Regions from separate parts of the Homo sapiens genome. Here all the other regions are linked to region 4. A link is a contact called in ENCODE Hi-C or POLR2A ChIA-PET data. All regions are on one chromosome and are shown on one strand. Each heading gives the region's core, a stretch centred on a gene start or an enhancer-like site at or near the end of the contact. The rest is flanking DNA. Distances are from core to core; before and after follow the strand shown.

Region 1 (4,425 bases), core at 1,891-4,390, 570 kb before region 4:
CTCCCAGGCTCCTAAGCGCCACTAAAGCCCAGGAGGGCGGGCTCCTCATCCCTGACACAGTACCGGCCTCTCGGGGGCCCTGACGTGGACTCCCACGGTGCAGGCTGTCACCGCATGCCGGGCGCACCTGCTGGAGCCCTGGCCGCCAGGCCCTGACTGCAGGGTCATGGGGAGCCGCCCCTTTCAAGGGCAGATAGATATGCTCAGAGAAAATGAAAACTGGCCACAAACACACAAACCGAAGGAATCTCGGTGAGGGGCACAAGGCAACGGGACAGCCATCGGGAGATGCAGGAATGCCAACGGGCTCGGACTGTCTGACACCCGGGCCCTGGGGAAAGGGAGGCCCGGCCGCCCCCTCTCTTCCTGGACCACCACATCTCTGGCCGAGTGGTGAGACCAAGTCTGGGGGTGGCGCGAGGCACTGCAGTGCTGGGTCATCCATTCCCAAGCCCCCGCTGGCCTCTCCCTGGGTGCAGGGAAAGCTCCCACCCTAGCATGCAAGGCGCCCACACCTGGGCACCCCAGCACGCAAGGCGCCCACACCTGGGCACCCCAGCACGGAAGGCGCCCACACTTGGGCGTGTCTGGGGCCTCAGGGGTACTCTTGGGGCTTTTTCTTCAATCCAGCTTTAGTGAAAAGACAACTCAGGTATTAGTGCAGAAAGGTCTGTACACTCCCAAGGCATGTTTTATTTAGATGTATTTATTACAATTCCAGGTGGGACGAGACGCTAACACATGCTCCTTCCTGGCGCCAGGGTCTGCTCTGTGGTCCGCACCGGGGTGCTCAGCATTGCTTGGGTTCCACTTCCTTCTCACTGGGGACCATGGTCAGGCAGCCCTACAACACACAGCGGCGGCCTCAGGCACACGGCTGATGCGAAGGTTTCACTTTCCTTAAGTGCAGACAACCATTTACAAACTTTTGGGTGGGGGGTGCTTTTTTATTTTTTATTTATTTATTTATTTTTTGAGACATAGTCTCACTCTGTCGCCCAGGCTGGAGTGCAATGGCAGGATCTCAGATCACTACAACCTCCACCTTCCAGGTTCAAGCAATTCTCCTTCCTCAGCCTCCTGAGTAGCTAGGACCACAGCCACACGCCACCACACCCTGCTAAGTTTTGTATTTTTAGCAGAGACGGGGTTTCACCATGTTGGCCAGGTTGCTCTCGAACTCCTGATCTCAAGTGATCCTCCCACCTCAGCCTCCCAAAGTGCTGAGATTACAGGTGTGAGCCAGCGTGCCCGGCCAGGGGGCTGCTAATTTTAAGGCAGGCAAAAACCTGAAAAATTTTCTCCTTATTTACTTCATGATGTGGTAGATGCTTAGCTCACATACATAGGAAATGCAGCAGGTAAGTTCTGCATGTACCATGGCTGAGGCATGAATGTCACAGGGTCTCTGGCTGCCTAAGAAGCAGTGTGGGGAGAATGGGCTTCACTCTGTGCAATCAGATTCTCTCAACGGCAGGTTTTCCCCAAAACGTGGGAACCTGGGTTCCATCTCCAAGTGTGGACACTGGGACCGGGGCCCAGGGAGGAGCATTTATTTCCATGCAGGGCTGGCTACACACTGAGGGTCAGGGAGAGCCATTTTGTTAGTTCACACCTAACCCTTAGTTCTCAGAGGAAAGACAGCCATGGGAAATGCCACTTTGAGATATTTCCCACCTAAAGCTTATTTTTTTTTCCTTTTTTTTTTTTTTTTTTTAAGACAGAGTTTCACTCTTGTCACCCAGGCTGGAGCGCAATGGTGCAGTCTCGGCTCCCTGTAACCTCCGCCTCCCAGGTTCAAGCGATTCTCCTGCCTCAGACTCCCAGGTAGCTGGGATTACAGGCACATGCCACCATGACCGGCTAATTTTTATATTTTTAGTAGAGATGGGGTTTCACCATGTTGGCTAAGCTGGTCTTGAACTCCTGACCTCAGGTGATCCACCCTCCTCAGCCTCCCAAAGTGCTGGGATTACAGGCGTGAGCCACCACGCCTAGCCTATTTTTCATACTGAAAGAAAGATGGATTAGAATGTTAGTGGCCAAGCTCTGAATCAACCCCCTGGGAACACACAGGGTGCAAAGTAGGATGGCCCACGAATCCAAGGAGAGACACTTTGCATGGAAAAAAGGCTTGTCTACATTTAATGCTATTACAGAAAGTCTTTCCAAAGGATTCCATTTTTCTTTCTTTCTTTTTGAGATGGAGTCTTGCGCTGTTGCCCAGGCTGGAGTACAGTGGCACGATCTCGGCTCACTGCACCCTCCACCTCCTGGGTTCACGCGATTCTCCTGCCTCAGCCTCCCAAGTAGCTGGGACTACAGGCATGTGCCACCACACCCGGCTAAGTTTTGTATTTTTAGTAGAATTGGGGTTTTGCCATGTTGGCCAGGCTGGTCTCAAACTCCTGACCTCAGGTGATCCACCTGCCTCGGCCTCCCAAAGTGCTGGGATTACAGGCGTGAGCCACCGCACCCAGCCAGGATTCCCTTTTCAAAAAGGAATCCACTTTCCCCGTGCAGCGGGCGAAGGAGGTGAGTCTAAGAGCCAGAGCAGGGAGAGATGCACTGTGAGTGCCATCTGACGAAGGTTCCACAGGATGCCGATTTCTGAGCCCAGTGTAAACTATTTTGTCAGCGACACGGGAACCTGTTTGTAAATGCTGGAAGGTAGTCCTGTTTTGGATCAGAACAGTCTTCATCCCAGCAACAAACCTCACTGCGAGGGTGTTCTCATTGTTCTGGCTGGCCTCCACCTAGCACCATGTGGCTCTCAGACTGTATAAAACTGCCTGTAGGAGCCATCGCAAACAGAAAAAGTACCAGGTTTTCACCTTGGCAGTCAGTATGTTTTTTTTTTTTTCACATACACACACATATATTAGTTTTTAAGTCTTTTTACCCCTCTTCTGAAGAGTCTATAGAAGAAGCCTCTGTTTGGTCTGGAAACCGGGGTATGTATGTTCTTGTCTAGATCTAATGGCAAAGCTTCCTCACTTTCACTTTTGTTGATGTCTTTGAAACACCCAGATTCGATCATCTGCATGCACAGAATAACAGGACAGAGAAGCCGCAGAGAAACTGCCAGGTCAGTGGGTGTCTCCCAGTGCCAGCAGCTCCTGCCCAGCCCCGTGCGGGGCACCTCAGAGCTCCTGCACCCACTGTGGGGCCCCTTTTCTGGGTTCCTCCTTCCCTGCTTCCTGACCTCTTCTTGGAATAAGTAATGTGGTCTCCTCTCCCCTTGTCTCTGAGTGTACTCCCAAAGCAGGGAACTACCATGGGAACCCTGGCTGCCAGCCAGCCCTGCTTAGGGAGTGGGGCTCGGGGTGGCAGGCAAGCTCCCATCAGACCCAAAATAGCTACCTCCTGTCCACTTCCTGTCATTGGGACCAGGGACAGCCGCTGTGCTTCTGGACAGCTGCTGATATGGTCCTTGGCTTGCCCATGGTCTAGTCCTGTGGTCAAAAGTCTTATACAATCTTTTTTTTTTTTTTTTTGGGTGAGACGAAGTCTCGTTCTGTCGCCCAAGGTGGAGTACAGTGGCGCAATCTCAGCTCACTGCAACTTCTGCCTCCCAGGTTCAAGCGATTCTCCTGCCTCAGCATCCCTACTAGCTGGGACTACAGGTGCCTGCCACCATGCCTGGCTAATTTTTGTACTTTTAGTAGAGACAGGGTTTCACTATGTTGGCCAGGCTGGTCTCGAACTCCTGACCTCATGATCTGCCTGCCTCAGCCTCCCAAAGTGCTGGGATTACAGGCGTGAGCCACTGCGCCCAGCCGTCTTATATAATTTTATCTCCCAAATACACACAGACACACACACACACACGGACACACACACACCCTTTTCCCTGGGTCACTGTTGGAACTAACGTAAAGCGGCTGTGCTGGAAGGGCAGTACCTCATTCTGCCAGGGGATGGAGACACACCCGGTAGCAAACCGAGCATAGAAGTCTTCATCTGCGGTGTCCAGGTAGATCCCTTTCACCACCGAGAACTGCTCGATATCCAGGACGTCCTTACAGTAAACGGCATGAGGCTGTGTAGCAAGAACAGGGGCAGCCTCTGAGATGACTACAGCAATTCTCAGCTCCCTCAGTTCCCAAGAATGAAACGCCCAGCAAACTGACGCATAAACACCGCCACTCTCCCTGTCTCCATTCTTTTGCCAGGCCCCTCTCACTTGAGGCATTTTCTAAATCACAGAATGTGTCCTCTGAAGAGGTGGTTCGCCAGCTTTTAGTGTCACCAATTTTGTGGTACTGTCTGTGCCAGGTCCCTTGCATGCCCTGGCTCTCTCCCTCTTTCTCACACACACACACACACACATACACACACACATACACACACACACACACACACACACACCCCTCCTGAGGCCATGCCCTTCTCCTTTCCGTAGTGCAAAATGGATTGCAAACA
Region 2 (4,510 bases), core at 1,888-4,387, 820 kb before region 4:
ATGGAGGCAGGGCAGGAGCCGGGAGCCAAGGAATGAGGCCAGCCCCCAGAAGCTGACCAGGGGGGCAGTTTTCCTCCAGCCCCCAGAAGCTGACCAGGGGGGTGAACGGCTCTCCTCCAGCCTCCAGAAGCTGACTGGGGCGGGCCAACAGTTCTCCTCCAGTGCCTCGGGAGGGAGCTTGGCCAGCTGACGATGACACCAGTTTCAGCCCAACTAGGGCAAATAAACTTTTGCCATTTTCAGCCACTAAGTGAGTGGTGCTTTGTTACACAGCAATAGGAAACTCATACAACTGGGAAGGGAAATGTTTCTAGGAATTCCACCAAATTCAAATAAAATGTAAAATGGTCTGGGCTTTAGGATTTTGTGTGCTTGAAGCCCTGCATGTGTTAAGTCGTAACTAATGAGTTGTTTATTCCTTCAGCCTGCTTTTTGTTGTTGTTGTTGTTGGTTTGTCTTTGTTTTTGAGATGGAGCTTTTTTTTTTTTTTTTTTTTTGAGACAGAGTTTTGCTCTTGTCACCCAGGCTGGAGTGCAATGGCGCAATCTTGGCTCACCGCAACCTCCGCCTCCCAGGTTCAAGCGAATCTTGTGTCTCAGCCTCCCGAGTAGCTGGGATTACAGGCGTCTGCCACCACACCCGAATAATTTTGTATTTTTAGTAGAGACGGGGTTTCACCATGTTGGCCAGGCTGGTCTCGAACTCCTGACCTCAGGTGATCCACCTGCCTCAGCCTCCCAAAGTGCTGGTATTACAGGCGTTAAGTCACTGCACCCAGCCCAGCCTGATTATTTTGCTTGGTCAGTCTCAGACAAAAATAAAGGTCCAAAGTCAATGTGATCCACATACTGTCAACCAGGCCTGCAGAGCCCACTCAGCCCCCTTCTATCAGCCGGAAGCGCTGACTAGCGGCAGCCTCAGCCTGTCCTCCATCTCCTCTACCCCCGACCTTCCCACAGCAGCAGCCAGGCCGGCTGGGTCACCAGCTGTCACCTCTGGGCCCTCACCACCTCCAGGACCTCACTGAGTCCCAGCTCCCAGCGCCACAGGTCTCCTCGGCCTGGCCACCCCTTCTTCCCCGAGACCCTCATCCTAAACAGGGCAGAAAGGGAGCCAGCCCTTGACCCTGGATTCCCTCCTCTTTGCAGTGCCTGTCGAGTGCCTCCCTCCCACCTCCTGACCCTCCCCAGGACATGCCCTCAGGCCGCGCCACCCCTGCCCTCTCCTGAGCACTCCACAGGTCAGTACTGTACCTCCAGTCCACGTGAGGGGCCTTTCCTCCGCCCTTGTCTTTGTCAACCTCCCTGAGACCTCCGGTCACCACTGCCCTGTCGCTCCTCCCTCTGCTCTGCCAGTCACAGAGGCATCCGCATCATTGCAGTTACCAGGGCTAGAACTGTAAGCCTGTCTGATGGCAGGTTCCAGCCTCAGGAGGTCTCAGAGATAAGGCTGGACTTGCAGTTTTAAGAAAAAGACCCAGACAGGGGTGCACCAACTTGTGCAGGCTCAGCCACCCCACTGCCCTTGCCTGAGCCCCTGCCCTCAGCCAACATGGCCTCCCCCACCTGCAGAGCATCCAGCTGAGGCACCACGCAGGGCCCGGGCACCGGATACCCATCATCTCAAGTCCCCAAAAGCACTGGCCACGATGGACCTTTTTATATCGCTTTTTCAGGGGAAGAAACTTCGCACTGTGACAATTACTTTCTAAAGTGAAATATAAACTGGTTCTCCCTTACTCAGAATTGCTCTGCCCTCCCCACGTCGCCTTCTCTAGGGGAAGGCCAGCAGGACTCCACCCCAGCAGCCCTTGCTGCCCAAAGCCGCCTCTCTGCCCTCCTTGGTAGTCTCCTTGCTGTGAATGGTGGGGCTGCTGCCTTGCCTGGGAAGGCCCCCCAGCGCCCCTTCTGTGCAGGCCTTGCCGGCCATCCTGCACGTCCCTGTGGCCTCAGAAGGGCCCTGCACAGGACGGCATGGACCACGCTGAGGACTTCAGACAAAGACACTCTTAGCCCTTGCAGCAGCTCCAAAGACAGGTCCAATGAGGAAACTCAGGCACAGAGAAGGTGGTCACCTGCCCAGGGACACATTCCCAGCAAGTGACCAAGCAGGTGAGAGGCCAGGTGGTCCTCTCTGTCCACACTCCACGGCTCTGGGCCCCCTCTGTGTTCACCCTCCACTGTCTACACTCCATGGCTCTGGGCCCCTTCTCTGTCTGCACGGCTATGAGACTCTGTCTACACTCCACAGCTATGGGTCCCCTCTCTGTCTACACTAGATGGCTCTGGGCCCTCTCTCTGTCTACACTCCACGGCTCTGGGCCCCCTCTCGGTCTACACTCCACGGCTCTGGGCCCCCTCTCTGTCCACACTCCACAGCTCTGGGCCCCCTCTCTGTCTACACTCCACTGTTTATACTCCATGGCTCTGGGCGCCCTTTCTGTCTACACTCCACAGCTCTGGGTCCCCTCTCTGTCCCCATTCCACAGCTTTGGGCCCCTCTCTGTCTACACCGCACGGCTCTGGGACCCCTCTGTCTACACTGCACAATCGCGGCACCGCGGCTGAGGCGACCCCAGGTCGCTGCAGTGCGTCTGGAGTTCGGGTCTCGGAAGGCAGCTTCTGCCCTAACAAAGCGGCCGCTCGTGGAGTCCGACGAGGGAACCCTCCCAGCGCTCCCGGGCGCATCTCGCCCGCGGGACCCCCTGCCCGGCGCCGCCCCCGCGGGTCCCGCCAAGGGCCCGGGCGGGCCTCACAGCGCGGGGCCCCAGGAGGCCGCGCACCCGCCCGGCCGGAGGCCCCACAGGCCCGCGCCCCGCGCCGCCCGCCCCCGCCCCCGCCCCGCCCCGCCCCGCGCCGGGCCCGGGACCAGGAGCCTGAGTCAGGCCGGCGAACAAAAGGCAGGGCGGGCGGGCGGCGACCCCGAGGGGACGGGCGCCGCGCAGGGCTGGCCGGGATCGGCCGGGAGGCGGAGGGCGCGGGCGCGCGCCCCGGAGACGAAAGAAAGAGCGGAGGCGGCGCGCCCTGCCCCCGCCCCGGCCCCGGCCCCGCACACCTACCGGGCCGCGCCGCTCGCTCCCGCTCCGGGCGCTTCGGCCCGCGCCACCGCCCGCGCGCGCAACGGTCGCCTCGGCAGCCACCGCCCCCCGGGGTCGAGGCGAGGGCGGGGCCGAGGCCGGAGGAGGGGCGGGGACGGAGAGGGGCGGGGCGAACCTGGTGAGGCGGGGCCAAGGGGGTGGGGTTGGGGCGGGGCGATGCGGGGGCGGGGCACGGGGCGGGGCGAGGGCCTTCGCGTCGGGACAGCGTGGTAACGGGACTGCCAGGGAAGCAGGGATGAGAAGAAGCGAGGGACGGGGCCTCCACGGCCGGGGGCGGGACTTCCGTTGGGGGCGCGGCGGCGCTGGTGCGCACGGTGTGTACCCGCACTGGCCCGGCCCTGGTGCTGGGAGCGACTGCGTTCCCGCAAGCTGGTTTTCTCTGCCTCCGCTGGCCCGGGACACCCTGCGAAGGGCAGGTCGGTGTGGCCGGGAGGAGCCGCCCCTGCCTGGGCTGTCTCTGTCCTTCGCCGTCGGTGTCCGAGGAAGTCCCGCTCCCGTTGGGTCTCTGTGCCCGGGAAACCTGGCTGTGGGGAGTCAGGCCCCGGCGCCCTGGCTTTTCGGCTGGGCAGATGCCCGGAGCTGGCGGCAGCTTCGGGGGCGGCGTGAGTTCCCGCGGCGAAGCCACGGGGACAGCCAGGAAAGGCCGTTCCCTCCGGGCCCCGGGACGCCCGCGAAGGCGGCGCGGTGACTGCGGCGTCCAGCGGGTCTGCCCCTCCCGGAGCGCGGGCAGCAGCGAGGGCGGGACCGGAGGCACCGCTGGCACGAGAGGAGGAGCTGCCCGGCCCCGGCCTGCGCCTCTGGCCCTGTCCCAGCCGCCGCCTTCACCCTTTAGGCCGGAGTTCCTTCCTCGCCCTCTTCGTGTCTTCCTTCCCCGGCGCTGGGTCTCCCTGCCCCTTCCTTCCTGCCTTCCCCTCATTCTCTCCCGCCGCGTTTTTCCCTCGAGACGCATCCGTCGCTGCTGTTCACGCTCCAGCCCTGCCGCCCGCCCAGGGACTCGGCCCCTCTCGGGTTTGCTTCTTTCCTGTCACCTGCCTTGATGGGCTCAAAACGCTTCCCCTCCGTCCCCGCCACCGCCCCATGGTTTCTTGGCAGCTCTCCATCATCTAGTCTTGTGTGATTAGTTTGGATCCCAGGAGGAAACCAATGGCATTCTCAGTGGGACAATTAATTAAGAGTCCAGCAGGGTTCCCGCTGGCAGAGGCGCGGTCCGGGAGCCGGGAAGCCACAGGGCGGTGCTGAATTGGGACAGGTAACAGCAGGGAGGGAACTGTTTTCACCTGCAGGGCTGAAGGAGCGCGGCCAGAGCGGTTACAGGAAGCCAGACAAAGAGAGAGAGATACTTAACAGGAGCTGCGACCTATGGCCAAGGGACACAGCCAGCCCTTGATGACCCAGCAGAGAGAGCCAGGGAAG
Region 3 (4,309 bases), core at 883-3,382, 610 kb after region 4:
TGTAAACAGGCACTAGCACAGATGGGGCAGTCACCACCTCCTGCCTGGCCTTGCCGGGACACCTGGGACCCCACAGCATTAACGAGAGGAGCACTGTTTCTTGCACCCTCTCCGGGGTCACCCTCCCTAGCCAGCATCGGGCAGGGTCATCTGGTGCTCAGAACCAATGTCCAGACCAGGACTAGGACATACAGTCCTACAGCTGGGCCATAAAAAGTCCTACAGCTGAGCCATAAAAAGTCCTACAGCTGGGCCATAAAAAGTCCAGTTCTTTCTGACCCTGACCAACTGTCCACTCCAGCTCAGGTCCAACCCTGGGTGGGGAGGCAAGGACTATCCTTCTGTATCCCCCTCTTGCCTCCTGGGGGATGGGTGGAAAAGGGGCCCCTTCATGTCTGTTGGCAGCACAGGCCTAGGTTCAGGCCTAGTTGTGCTTAAACTCTGTCTGCATTTGATGTCTGCAGTGCCCACTGACCGGTGTGGACACAGGGACTTACAGACGGCTTCAAAGTGCCCTGCACTAAACAATGCCCCCTTCTCCCACTGAGATGGGGAATTCAAGCCCATCCAGGCCCAGTACCTGGCAGTTCCTGATGGGGAAAACCACCCAGGCAAGCAGGCTACGTTTTCCTGACGGGTGAGGACCGACTGCATGGACAGCAGGGGCAGAGGGGACCCTGGGGAGGGAGCCTCCTAGGGAGATGTGCCATTCAACCAGCCTCTCAAGACTGGGGAGCTGGCTGGCATCAGGCGTTTCACACCCCATGCGCTCCAGGGAACAGAGATGCTGAGTGTGCACTACAAGACCCTCCCCAGGCGGTGCCCTGAGGTGCCGCGGAGAAGCAGGAGGAGGCAGGTTACATCCCTGAACAAGACAGAGGGCAGGGCAAGTGCTGTGCTGGGGATCTCCTAGCTGGAGATCTCCACCAGCTGGGCCCCCAGCGCCGCAGGTCCCCATTTTTCTCCCTGCCTGCTTTCTCTGCCCCAACTCAGGGATCCTCATCTTAGGGAAGGAAGGGGAAGGTGGAGCTCAGAGGTCACGGTCTGCTGGGAGGCTGCACGGTCTCTCTCCCCTGGACTGGTCAGGGCCGGCTATTAAACTGGGCTGGGGGGAGGCTCCTGGGAGACGGCGCATGAGCGGTCCGCGAGCCCAGCCCAGCTCTGGCGGGAATTCTGGAGACTTCGAGCCAGGTCCTTGGCGTCCTGGGCTTCGGCTGTTCCTTCTTGGACTGGGAAGTGGAGCGGACAGGGTATGGCCCAGGTTAGGAAGTCTGGCGCTCTTGCGGCGCGCGGGACCCCAGGGGCTGCTTAGGCCAGAGCGAAACGAGGGGTCCCCCCGCGCCAACGCAGGACCCATATCTACCCCTCCCGCTCAGACGGGAGGACGCGGTGTGCCGGGATGGGGGGCCGCTATGCTGGCTGCGCCGCCACCCGGCCTAGTGCCCTCGCCTCCAGGGGCCGGCATGGCCCTGTCCTTCGGGGCGGGACCCTGCGCTCCCGTCCCCCCAGTGGTGACGGGGACTCCCGACGCCGAGCAGCGCCGTATCTGGGGAGCGCCGCCCGGTACGCAGGGAAGAGGCACTCAGAGCTGCGCGCGCCAGAGTGCAGACCGCCGAGGGCAGAGCCACAGAGCAGGGGGGCCGGCGAGGGACCGCGGCCGAGGGCGTCGAGGGCGCCCCTCCATCCCCAGCGTCCCCTGACTTGCCCTTGGAGCCCCAAGCTCCCAGGAGCCGTTTTCTACTCGTGGGTGCAGGACTTAGTCCCAGAAAAGTTCCGGACACACGCGCTGCTGCCGCCGCCCGGAGACGAAAAGACACTCCCCGCGCAAGCGCGGCCGACTCCCTCAGCTCCTGCGGCCGCCACGCTGCGAGCCCCGGCGTCCACGGTACGACGGGAACCAGGATGCAGCGAGCCCCAGGAGCCAGCCGCCCCGGTGCACGCCGGGACCGGTAGTCCGCGCCTCAGGGTAGTCCGCCGCTCCGGTGCACGCCGGGATCGGTAGTCCGCACCCCAGCGTGCAGGCCGTCCCGGTGCACGCCGGAACCGGTAGTCCGCGGTGGCGCGGTCCGCCCCTCACCTGGCCAGCGGCGGGCGCTGAGGGGCCCAATGGGAGCCGCGGCCTGGCCGCCCCGCCCCGCGCCTCCGGACGTCTGTGCCGGGACAAGGCCGCCGCTGGTGCCGGGTCCTTGAGGAGAGCGCCTCCCGTCCGAGGCCAGCCGCCTCTGTCAGCCGTCCGCGCGGGCCGGGTCTGAAGCGCCGCCGGGACGGCGAAGAGCCGCGGCCGCCGCGGAGAAGGAGGCAGCGCAGGAGGCCGGAGCGGCCGCCGCGCCCGAGCACATGGCGTCCATCTTACTGAGGAGCTGCCGCGGCCGGGCGCCCGCCCGCCTCCCGCCGCCGCCTCGGTACACCGTCCCGCGGGGTAAGCGGCGGGCACCCCAGGGCGGGGCCGGCTCCCGGCTGGTGGGTCGGGAGCGCGGACGACCCGCGGGTTCGGGCTGGTTGTCACGGCGATGCGGGGAGCCCGGTGGTCCCGGCCTCCGGAGCCCCTGCGGGACCGTGGGGCCCCGGGTCTCGTCGCGGGCTGGGCCGCCAGCGCCGGGCGGAGCCGCTGGGCCTCTGCCGTGTGTTGTGACCTTAGGCGGCCGGGTCCCCCGGGTCACTGCCTCAGAGACAGTGGGAAAATTCTGAAGGGCTGGGCAGCCCTGGCGCGCCCTGCGCGAGTAAGCTTGGTGGAACGTGTCCACGCACGAGGACGGCCGTGCCCTTTGGTCACGTTTGGGGTCCCGGAGACGAGACTGGGTGGGCAGGGCAGACACCGGCGAGCAGGACCTGCTGGGCTGCAGGAGCCTTCCTGGTCCGTCACTGATGAGGTGATGCCAGCACCTACAAACCCCTGTGGTGTGATTAGGCCGCGACCGGCACCCGGGGAACACGGGGACTCCGGAGCCGCTGAGGGTCCTCAGGGTGCGTGGCTTTAGCCCCCCTAGCCTCAGGTGCTGTCTGGAGTGAATGCTGTCCCAGGGTGTGCCCACCTCCTCTCTCTCTCTAATTAACCAACTTATTTGAGTCTATGTCCTTATTTGTAAAATTGGAATAAACATAAAACTTGCTAAGAGGGACTCAAGTAAAATAATTAGTGCAGTGGTGCGATCATACTCACTGCACCTCAAACTCCTGGGCTCAAGCTATCCTTCTGCCTCAGCCTCCCAAGTTGTTAGTTGTGCCACACAACACCCAGCTAATTTTTTTTTTTGTAGTTTTTTTGTAGAGACAGGGTCTTGGTATGTTGCCCAGCCTGGTCTTGAACTCCAAGGCTCAACTGATCCTCCTGCTTTGGCCTCCCAAAGTGCTGGGATTACAGGAGCCACCATGCCCAGGCACCCAGCTTCAATATTCTTGTCTCTGTTCCCCACCCCCAAAGAGATAGATTGAAGTTGCCCTGAATGTATCCTCCCAATTCTTGTTTTTTTTTGTTTGTTTGTTTGTTTGTTTTTAAAGACAGAGTCTCAATCTGTTGCTCAGGCTAGAGTGCAGTGGTGTGATCTTGGCTCACTGCAACCTCCACCTCCTGGGTTCAAGTGATTCTCTTACCTCAGCCTGCCGAGTTGCTGGAATTATAGGCACCCGCCATCACGACTGGCTAATTTTTGTATTTTTAGTAGAGACTGTTTTCTCCGTCTTGGCCAGGCGGGTCTCGAACTCCTGACCTCAGGTGATCCACCCACCTCGGCCTCCCAAAGTGCTGGGATTACAGGCGTGAGCCACCGCGCCCGGCCCCCAATTCTTGTAATTTTTTTTTTTTTTTTTTGAAATGGAGTCTCGCTCTGTCATCCAGGCTGGAGTGCAGTGGCATGATCTCGGCTCACTGCAACCTCTGCCTTCCAGGTTCAAGCGATTCTCCTGCCTCAGCCTCCTGAGTAGCTGGGATTACAGGCGCACACCCTCATGCCTGGCTAATTTTTGTATTTTTAGTAGAGATGGGGTTTCACCATGTTGGTCAGGCCGGTCTTGAACTCCTGACCTCGTGATCCACCCACCTCAGCCTCCCAAAGTGCTGGGATTACAGGCGTGAGCCACCTCGCCTGGCCAATTCTTGTAATTTTTACAATAATGGCTGGTTAGCCACTGAAACTTTTGGAGTGGTGAGAGGATGTTGAGTGGTGGAACTGCACAGTCTGAAGGTGGAGCTCAGCATGTGGTCTTTCCAGTTGCTGTGTTAGATGTTAGAGCTCTCTCTGGACCTCTTGATGGTGATAAAAGTACTTTTAACACTTCGTGCTTATTATCAGATTTTTGATAAATAATAATA
Region 4 (4,133 bases), core at 1,460-3,959:
CTTCACAGAATTGAAGAGAGTTAGTACCTTGCTCCGGATTAGGCTTTCGCTTAAGGGAATGTCATGGATGGTTTGATCTTCTATCCAGACCACTAAAACTTTCTCCCTATCAGCAATAAGGCTGTTTGGCTTATCATTCATGTATTCATTGGAGTAGCATTTTAATTTCAAGAACTCTTCCTCTGCATTCACAACTTGGCTAACTGTCATTCAGCACAAGAGGCCTAGCTTTTGGCCTATCTCAACTTTTGATACGCCTTTCTCACTAAGGATAAACATTTCTTAACTTCACTTAAAGTAAGAGAGATTCAACTGACTGCTCCTTTTGCCTGGACACTGTAGGGTCACTGACTGGCCTAATTTCAATATTGTGTCTCAAGGAATTGAGAGGCCTGAGGAGAGAGACTGGGAACTGCCAGTCAGTGGAGCTGTTAGTACACACCCAACTTTTACCAATTAAGTTCACTGTCTTATATGAGTGCTATTCATGGTAACCCAAAACATTGATCACAGGTCACTATAACAGATGTAACAATGAAAAGGTTTGGGGCTGGGCATGGTGGCTCATGCCTGTAATCCCAGCACTTTGGGAGGCCGAGGCAGGCGGATCACTTGAGGTCAGGCGTTCGAGACCAGCCTGGCCAATATGGTGAAACCCCGTCTCCACTAAAAATACAAAAATTAACTGGGTGTGGTAGTACATGCCTGTAATCCCAGCTACTCCGGAGGCTGAGGCAGGAGAATCACTTGAGCCCAGATGGCAGAGGTTACAGTGAGACCGAGAACACGCCAGTGCACTGCATCCTGGGTGACAGAGTGAGATTCCACCTCAAAAAAAAAAAAAAAAAAAAAGTGTGAAATATTGTGAATTACCCAAACGTGACACAAGAGACACAAAGTGAGCACATGCTGTTGGAAAAATGGCTGGCATTTACAGACTTGCTCGATGAATCCTTGCTATAAACCTTCACCTTGCAAAAAAAAAAAGGCAGTATTTGCAAAACACAATAAAATGAGTTATCTCTTATTCCCTCCATCCTCACCCAGCTACAGGAGGACCACGACTGTTTACTGCTGTATTCCAAGCAGAAAGGTTGGCATACAGGAGACCTCAAAAATACGCTACTTTGATCTTGAGGAGAGTGAAAAATCTTACTCATTTTATGTACAAAGCACAGATGTGCATACATTATATAAAAAGAAATAGTTTACGTATGGCATTAAGATTTCATGAAGATTAGAAAAACAATGTTTACAAAAGGTCCTTACAAAGGTAGTAATTCAAGAAAAGATCAATAAACGATGTGTTAAAGTAAGATTTTTGGAAGCTCAAATTCAGGCAATACAAAAGCCAGCAATATATCTTGCTACTCGAATGCCTCTATTTCACCTCAAACTCACAGATAAAACTGAACCCAATATGTCCTTGTCCATTAAAAAGCAAATCACCAAGAAAGTAACAAAAGATTCCCTTCAATGTCTCTTTTATTGACAGTGGTCCCAAAACTCCTGGTCAATGAATTCAAAACCCAAATCTTGCAGGTAGGACTTAACCTCATCTGCTGCCAAATAGCTGGCTATGTGACCTTGGGCAGACCACTTCACTTTTCTGGACCTCAGTCTCCCCAGTCAGTTGGACAGTCTAAGCCAGGCTCCAGAGCTGAGACCCTACGTCTGGCTCAAGAACTTGGTGCAGAAACAGAACGAAGATTATTAAGTTTGTGAACGTCTATGGGAACTGACAAGTGAAAGACAAAAGCTGAAATCCCTACCAAAACGGCTTGCCCAAGCTCTATCCTTTTCCCTCTTCCCTCGATGGATCAAAGGCGGAAAAGCGGTGTTTACTAGCAACTCTGTTTCGGGTCGTGAGAATCTTCATACACCTGTCTATAGGCGCGCCAGAGCGGTGAAGGGCCCGAGCGGTGCAGGGCTGGGCCGCAAGCCTCACAGTCGCACGTTCCACCAACCACCAGCCGGGGCCCGGAAGCGCGCCCGGAAATCGAGGCCCTACTAAGTTTTAGACTGCGACCTCGGCGCCCCCACGGTCAGGCCCGCACCCGTACTCAGATCCTCCCGACCTACAAAAGGCCCCGCCACGCGGCCCACGCACCCCGGCAAACTCGCAGGCCCCACGATGGCGGGGCGGCGGCGCGAACACACAAAGGAGGCGTCGTCAGCGGGGAACAAAAACCCTGCCCGGGTCTTCCCCCTAACAGCACATCCTGCCCGACTTTCCAAGTGACCTTGGGGGCGTTCCTGCCCCTCCCAGAGTCTCAGTTTCCCTTCCTAGGCTAGGAACTAAGCCCCATGGCCGCGGCCCCCCAGGGTGAGCCGAGACCCAGACGCAGACCTCCTAACTTCTGTTGCCCGCGCCAAGCCGGGCTCGGTGCGCCCGCGCGGACGGCAGTGCGAGCGACCAGAGCTGGCTCGAGGTCCCGGGCTGCAAAGCCTCGGCTGGGTCAAGCCGCGCAGCGCGGCTCCCCCAAGAGGCGCGGGCCGAGGCCTCTGTAGGCCGCGAAGCTGCCTAAACCTCGCATCTGCAAGGCCCTGACTTACCGCTGCTTTCCCGCAAAGCTCGGCCTAACCTGGAGCTAGTTAGGTCCGCAGGCGCCACCGCCGGCGCACTCCGGAGAAGAAGCTCCTTCTTCAGCCGCCCAGGAGAGCTCCTCGAGAAAGATGCCGCCGCCTCAACAGCAACCCACTTCCGCTTCGGAGGCCTCGGCTCCGCCCCCCATCATGTCCCCATTGGCCGCCCGCCTACTCTACTTCCGCGGTCGGCCGGGTAAGGACAAATTTTTTAATCCTATTGGATAAGAAAACCATCTGTTACCACTTTAAAACGCGCCTCTTTCCGCCCCCGCCCACAATCGAGCGCACTAACTCGCACCTTCCGGCAAGAGACGGCGCGGGCGCGCCCCGCCCGCAAGGTTTTTCGGGAGTCACGGTCTGAGGGCGACCCGGGCGACCCGGTCGCCCGTGCCCGGCTGCCACTGACCGCTCCAACGCCGCCAGGGACGACCCGCCAGCTGCCTCCGGAGCCGAGCAGGCCCCGAACCTTCCCATTCCTAGATTTCCAGCCGCACAACAGCCGCGGTGCCCCTGGCTCGACGCAGCTGGCCGGAGGCGCGGAGCTGGTCGTTCGTCCCGCCCGCCGTTCCGCGCCCCTCTCCCGGCTCTTGTTTCCTCGCCTCTTAACGAGGCCTTTGTGAGGAAGGTTGCTGGGCCTTGGGACTCTGACGATCGGCTGGAAACCAGGCCTGGCCCTGTTTCAGCATCCCCGCGTGCCAAGCCCTGGGCCGGCGTGCGGGTCCCTGCCCCTGCGAGGAAGCTGGGACTTTTGCAGGCCTGGGTGGAGACGTGTACATAACAGAGGAAGAGTGTGGAGGATTGGAGGACTCAGGGCAGCACGGCAGAGGTGCATGCAGGTCCCCGGTCGGACTGGAGAATGGGCGGTGGGTTTCTTGAGCTCCAGTCCCTGAGCTCGACTTTGACGTGGGTTTAGCAACCAGGAAAAAAGCCCACCTTGTCCCTGCTGCCTGAGAATACCCAGACCTTAGTCCATGGCCAGCATCTCTGGTCCCTCGGCACCCTCAGGCAACGTGAAGGTCACCCCAAATGCCTTGGGTTACATTGTTTCCTTACAGTGAGTTTGTTTGTTTTAGTGGCGCGATCTCGGCTCACTGCAAGCTCTAACCTCCTGGGTTCACGTGATTCTCCTGCCTCAGCCTCCCGAATAGCTGGGATTACAGGCGCCTGCCACCACGCCCGGCTAATTTTCTTTGTATTTTTAGTAGAGATGGAGTTCCATCATGTTGGCCAGGCTGGTCTCGAGCTCCTGACCTCAGGTGATCCACCCTCCTTGGCCTCCAAAAGTGCTGGGATTACTGGTGTGAGCCACCTCGCCCGGCCACCTTACAGTGAGTTTCTAACCTCGAAAATGGAGTCAAATAACGGAATGACAAGGCAGATAGAAACCAGAGCATTAACGTTTTTGTGTTGCATTTACAAACAATATGTGTTTGCTATTTTTCGTAATTGTAAGGAAATCTGGCATGGTAGAGTATCTGATAGATAAATGTAATTCTCATGTAAAATATCTAAGTATTTGTGTTTTTTGTTTGTTTGTTTGTTTG
Region 5 (4,614 bases), core at 1,843-4,342, 700 kb after region 4:
TCCCGGGGCTGACTCCAGAAGAGCAGTCCCAACTGACCCAGAAGCTGCTGAAAGTTCCAGGGTTGAAGGTACAAGAGCAAAGGCAGAGAACTAGCCCTGCTGCCTGGTCTCAGTGGGAAGTGGAGGCCATGGGACCCCCATGGTGGAGCGGCCCCCCCTTGGCCAGTCGCCCCCACATCAACCCTGTCATTACTTGATCGGGTTTCCCGCTGCAAACCCCAGGCTCCTGTGGTTTCTTCAGAGTCACAGGATCCGGCCAGGCCTGTCCTTGTCCTGGCCAGGAGAGCGGAAGCCATGGGGGACTCGGAGGACTCTGCCTTTCCAGAGGCAAGGGGGTCAGAGCTGGCCAAAAACTCCTCCAACCAGCAAAGACGGGGCTCCTGAGCTCAGGGTCATCACCGTGGGGCCTAGGACAGAGGACTCTGGCAGGCGGGACCCACAGAGCCTCTGCCCTGGGCACTGATAGGCTCCAACGGGTGCCCCCTAGAGCCAAGGCCGCCCCCTGAAGCCCCACAGGCCCCACACCTGCCTGAACTGGTCCTGAACTATCTGGGCACAGGGTGGGGGCATCAGGAGACACGGGGCTGTGGGCATGTGGGGGGCAGAGGGGGCCCGCCGATACAGCCCTCCGGGGACTCACTGCAGCCCACCCACACATGCGCTGGGGCAACAGCACCTGTTAGGTGCCCACCTGGTGCCCACCTGCCTAGCCCTGCTGGCCTGCTTGGCCCCACACTCCTCCCAGAACGCAACCCGTGTGGGTGCCAGGCCTGTGGGTGGGGGGCAGGGGACTGTCAATGTTTTACCACCAAACTTCAGAGGCCAACGTGACTCTGGGTGGCAACAGGAATGGGGCCCCCAGCCGGCCCCCCACAGGCCTGCCTGGGTCAGGTTTGGCCACATTTTTTCTCTTGGGAGAGGGCTTGTTGCTTCCTCTGGTGAAGATGTTTACTCTCCTGAGGCCGGGGCGCCTGCTGGGGTGCCTGTGCCTGTGTGTGCCTGCGTGTGCATGTGTGCACGTGTCCCTGTGGCTGGGTTGCTGGAAGCGGGTCCTGGGCGGCAGCGAGGGTCGAGCTGCGCTTGGGGCCAGCATGAGCAGGAAAAGACGGAGGATTAGAGAGGGAAGCCCGGCCCAGGCCATCCCCTGTGGACCGCAGGGCCAGCCACACGCGTGTGGTCCAGGCCAAGACCCCTGCCCTAGGCCCCTGCAGGGCTGGGCAGATGTGCAGAGCCCCTGGGCTCCTGGGCCAGCAATTACCCTAAATAGGCGGCCCTGGAGACGGCGGGGCCAGGTGAGAACGGGCGAGTACACCCTTGGTGTTGGGGCTGAGGTCAAGTTCCCCCTCCACACCTGCTGTAGGGTGACCTTGGGCTGCCTCACTGCACCTCATTTTCCCACCTGTAAAATGAGGGTAATAACAACACCTTTTTGTAATGTAATCTGGGTCAGGTGTCCCGGGATAGGGCCGGGCGTTCAGACAGCGCTCCGCATATGTGAGAGGGCCGGAGCTCTGTCTGGGAACAGCGACATCTCATGAGCAGCCTCCCCTCTGGCCCCAGAGCCCAGAAACTACTTTGAGAGAAAAGGATGAGGCCAGGTGGGGGGTGGGGAAGGGGTGCTAACCTGCCTATGGAACCTTGGAGCCAGGGCTTCCAGGAGGACGGGAGGCGTGCAGGGACCCAGCGACCTGGGGCTGAGCTCAGGAAACTCCCGCTGGCTGCCGGGAGGAGGCGGTGCTGGGGTTGCGAAGAAGGGCTGGAAGCCGGGGCCTGGGGTGGGGGTGGAAGGCGGGGTGGGCCGGGGTGGGGGCGGCGGCCGTGACCTAGCGGGGGCACCACCCCTCCCACCTGGAGAACACCCTTGGGTCTCTCCGAAGGGCACGACGGTACGGGCCGCCCCAGCTCTGCACAAAGGGCAGCTCCGGGCCGCTGCTGGCGGAGCGGGGTCGGGAGCGGGGCGCGGGGCGCGGGGCGGGGGGCTCCGGCCGGCGCGGGCGTGGCGGGCGGAAGGGGCTCCCCGGGCGCCGCTCAAAGGCCGCTAATGTTCGCTAATCCCGGCCTTTCAGGCGGCTGCGGCCCGAGCTGTTGGCCCAACAACAGGCGGCTGAAAGGGGAGCGCGGGGCGCTGGGGGCCGCTGCCCCCGCCGGCCCCGCCCCCGACCCGGCGGCCTCGCGCCCGGGACCCCAGCCCTCGGCGCCCGGAGGGTCCGCGCGCGCCTCCCGGTGGGGACACCGAGGCCGGGAGCGGCCGGGCGAGCGGGGCAGAGCGGAGGGGGGAAGGAGGGAGAGGGAGGGGGAGGAGGGGAGGGAGGGGCAGGAGGGGAGGGAGGGGCAGGAGGGGAGGGAGGGGCAGGAGGGGAGGGAGGGAGGAGGGGAGACCCGCCCCCTCAGGCTGCGCCGTGGTTCCCAGGCCGGGAGGGGCGCGGGGGCCCCCTGGTCGCAGACGGGCCGGGCCCCTCTGGAGCGTGACCCCGGCTTTCAGCGCCGCCCCTGGCCCGGCCCCAGCGCCTCGTTAGGGATTTAATTAAGGAGCCGCCGGGGATTTGCATAATCTCCGAGCCGCGCGGGGAGCCCCGGAGGCGGGCGGGCGGAGGGGGCGGTGGGGCCGGGCGCGCCTCTGGGCTTGGGTCTCCCAGTCGGGGCCGCAGGGGCCGGAGCAGACGAGGGACCACCGCGGGCAGGAAGCACCCTTTGTGCCACCGCCGGCCCTGGAACTCCCCGTCGGAGCCGGAGGGTCCCCTCCACGGCCGACTGGCCTCGCGGACCCAGCTGGACGGGACAGGGCTCCCCGGGGGGCCGCGCTCACCCCACCCCCCCTTCCCCCGGCAAACAGCAAAGGCAAACATTCCAGCCGCGCCCGCCGGAGCCAGGAGGGTGAGGGCAGGCGGCCGACCCCTGCCAGTGGCAGGACATCCCCCTACAGCCCTGGTCTGAAGAGGGCAGGGACCAGGCTCTGGCTGGAGCTTCTGTGCTGACCCCTGAGGCGGGGATGGCCGGAGACCCGTCCTCGGACCCTGGACTGGAGAGGAGGTGGGGGAGGGGCCTCGGGCGACCTGCTGAAGGGCCCTGTGGCTGTGGCTGAGCGCGGGTCACTAAGGCCCGAACTGGGTGGGTGAACCCTGCTTTCGCAGCCGCCCACAGGGCCCCTGCCTCTACAGGCAGTCCAGATGGAAGACAGGGTCCCAGGCCTAGAAGGGGGGGCACGTCCCTGCCCCTCCCCTCCCTCCTCGACTGGCACCTCAGAGCTGGGAAGTGCATGACAATGTGGCCTTGGGAGGGTTGCCGGGACTCAGCAGGAGGCGTTGCAGGCCTGGGCCATCCTCTGGGCCTCCGCCATGGCCCCAGCAGCCTCCTCACGCCTGGCACTCGCCTGCCCTGCGGGCATTCCCACAGCCTTCAAAGGGCATGTGGGCCCTGAGAGGGGCAGGGCCTTTCATCTCCTGGGTGGCAGGCCCAGAGCTGAGTGATTCCAGGGGTACTGGCCTCCCAGGCCCTGCCCCCTAATACCCTGGTGGGACCTGGCACCCCAGCCAGCCTGGGCTCTGCCCACCATGTCAGGGAGGGGCCCCAGGGCAGGGCAGGAGGTTGGGAAGGTGTGAGCCTGCACCTAGGCCCAAGGCCACCTACAAAGGCCTGAAATTACACCCTCCTCACGTTTGACCCCAGCCCCAGTCCCCACAGGGACCTTGCTGTCCTGGGTGGCCTCCTGTCCCCTGTGCCCACGGCAGCCAGGGGATCCCCCACATCCTGCCCCACCCCACACCGGCAGTGGCTCCTGTGACCTCCAGGTCAGAACCAAAGCTCCCTGGTGCCCACTAGGCTGCAGCACTAGTGCCCTGTGCTCCACGCCCTCCTCCCTCCTCCCTCCTCCCTTCTCCCCACTCTGTGCCTGCTCCGTTGCTGGAATGCAGGTGCCTTGCTCATCTTCACCCCTCTGAGTATCCCTCCAGGGCGCAGTCACGTGACACAACAGGGCTGAGGTGGAGCCCAGGGCTGAGGTGGTGCAGGGCTTGCTCCTCTAGGGAGGCCTGGACAGAGGGGGGTCCACACCCAGGCCCGCCATGGGCTTTGCCTGCAGAACGCCTGCCCACTGCCATCTCCCAGGAGCAGAGGGCAGGGGACAAGCCTGAGCAGAGGGCAGGGGACGAGGCTAGCCTGAGTCAGGGGAGCTTCCTCTGCGTGGGTCTTCAGGGGTGAATAGGAGCTTGCTAGGATGGAGGAGGAGGTAGAAGCACCCAGCAGACCCCAGGGATGCAGGGGTGGCAGTGTGAAGTGGGCTGGGCAGGAGGCCAGGGCTTTGGGGTCTCTGGATTGACCCTGCAGCTTTTTGTGGCCCAGGGACCCTGGGGACAAGAAACTGTCCCCAAACATCGAGTTCCAGTCCCTGGCAGGCCCCTCCCTGCACCAGGCTTCAGTGCCACCCAACTCTTTGTGCCCCATGGAGACTCCACTCATCTGAGAGCCAGGGCTGGGGGACAGGAGTGTCCTAGCTGCAAGCTGCACTGGGGCCAGGGACAAGGCAGCCCCAGTGGGGAGAGGCAGGCAGAGGGGTCTCTGGAGAGAGGTGGGTTTCGGCGCCCAGAGACACACAATGTGAACCCAGCCCTGACCGCC

Evidence for each region. Hi-C counts contacts between places; a loop is a spot of excess contacts on that map. ChIA-PET counts read pairs that join two places held with the same protein, here RNA polymerase II (POLR2A). Pooled maps may share reads with other maps.
Region 1: a loop to region 4 is called in a pooled map, with 11 times the contacts of the local background. The contact joins the enhancer-like site here to the promoter of RNF4 in region 4. A Hi-C loop is called at or near these places in 2 of 37 single-sample maps with no recorded cell type and 11 of 50 pooled maps. POLR2A ChIA-PET finds 5 or more read pairs at or near these places in 1 of 52 experiments (B cell).
Region 2: a loop to region 4 is called in a pooled map, with 20 times the contacts of the local background. The contact joins the promoter of RGS12 here to the promoter of RNF4 in region 4. A Hi-C loop is called at or near these places in 2 of 37 single-sample maps with no recorded cell type and 13 of 50 pooled maps.
Region 3: a loop to region 4 is called in a map of naive thymus-derived CD4-positive, alpha-beta T cell, with 6 times the contacts of the local background. The contact joins the promoter of LETM1 here to the promoter of RNF4 in region 4. A Hi-C loop is called at or near these places in 1 of 168 maps with a recorded cell type or tissue (naive thymus-derived CD4-positive, alpha-beta T cell), 5 of 37 single-sample maps with no recorded cell type and 12 of 50 pooled maps.
Region 5: a loop to region 4 is called in a pooled map, with 4 times the contacts of the local background. The contact joins the enhancer-like site here to the promoter of RNF4 in region 4. A Hi-C loop is called at or near these places in 1 of 50 pooled maps. POLR2A ChIA-PET finds 5 or more read pairs at or near these places in 2 of 52 experiments (K562 and MCF 10A).

The regions. Positions count from the first base shown.
Region 1 is chr4:3,036,991-3,041,415 of GRCh38, reverse strand. It overlaps GRK4 (G protein-coupled receptor kinase 4), which reads right to left. Exons shown (of 16, transcript NM_182982.3): 14 at 3,905-4,042; 15 at 2,903-3,040; 16 at 656-844. The coding sequence ends at 791. Among named protein-coding and RNA genes, the nearest start is that of HTT, 35 kb to the left of the region's middle. RefSeq lists a silencer at 401-450 and enhancers at 551-1,000, 2,969-3,018, 3,029-3,118, 3,699-3,748. Within about 2 kb of position 3,140, at least 4 of the 41 ENCODE cell types and tissues checked have a DNase peak (open chromatin) inside an H3K27ac peak, as active enhancers do.
Region 2 is chr4:3,291,648-3,296,157 of GRCh38, reverse strand. RGS12 (regulator of G protein signaling 12) reads right to left here and starts at 3,137. Exons shown (of 18, transcript NM_001394154.1): 1 at 3,059-3,137. RefSeq lists silencers at 783-978, 3,002-3,051, 3,062-3,541, 3,722-3,831 and an enhancer at 1,763-2,348.
Region 3 is chr4:1,853,979-1,858,287 of GRCh38, reverse strand. LETM1 (leucine zipper and EF-hand containing transmembrane protein 1) reads left to right here and starts at 2,132. Exons shown (of 14, transcript NM_012318.3): 1 at 2,132-2,419. The coding sequence starts at 2,338. RefSeq lists enhancers at 251-1,046, 1,716-1,785, 2,423-2,924 and silencers at 1,316-1,535, 1,936-2,495, 2,506-2,695, 3,490-3,666.
Region 4 is chr4:2,467,682-2,471,814 of GRCh38, reverse strand. RNF4 (ring finger protein 4) reads right to left here and starts at 2,709. Exons shown (of 8, transcript NM_002938.5): 1 at 2,557-2,709. It overlaps LOC107986250 (a long non-coding RNA gene), which reads left to right and starts at 2,864. Exons shown (of 2, transcript XR_001741551.3): 1 at 2,864-3,415. RefSeq lists enhancers at 2,067-2,186, 2,231-2,803, 2,487-2,846 and a silencer at 2,997-3,166.
Region 5 is chr4:1,765,114-1,769,727 of GRCh38, reverse strand. No RefSeq gene overlaps it. Among named protein-coding and RNA genes, the nearest start is that of FGFR3, 26 kb to the left of the region's middle. RefSeq lists enhancers at 491-1,056, 1,057-1,622, 2,701-3,560. Within about 2 kb of position 3,092, at least 5 of the 41 ENCODE cell types and tissues checked have a DNase peak (open chromatin) inside an H3K27ac peak, as active enhancers do.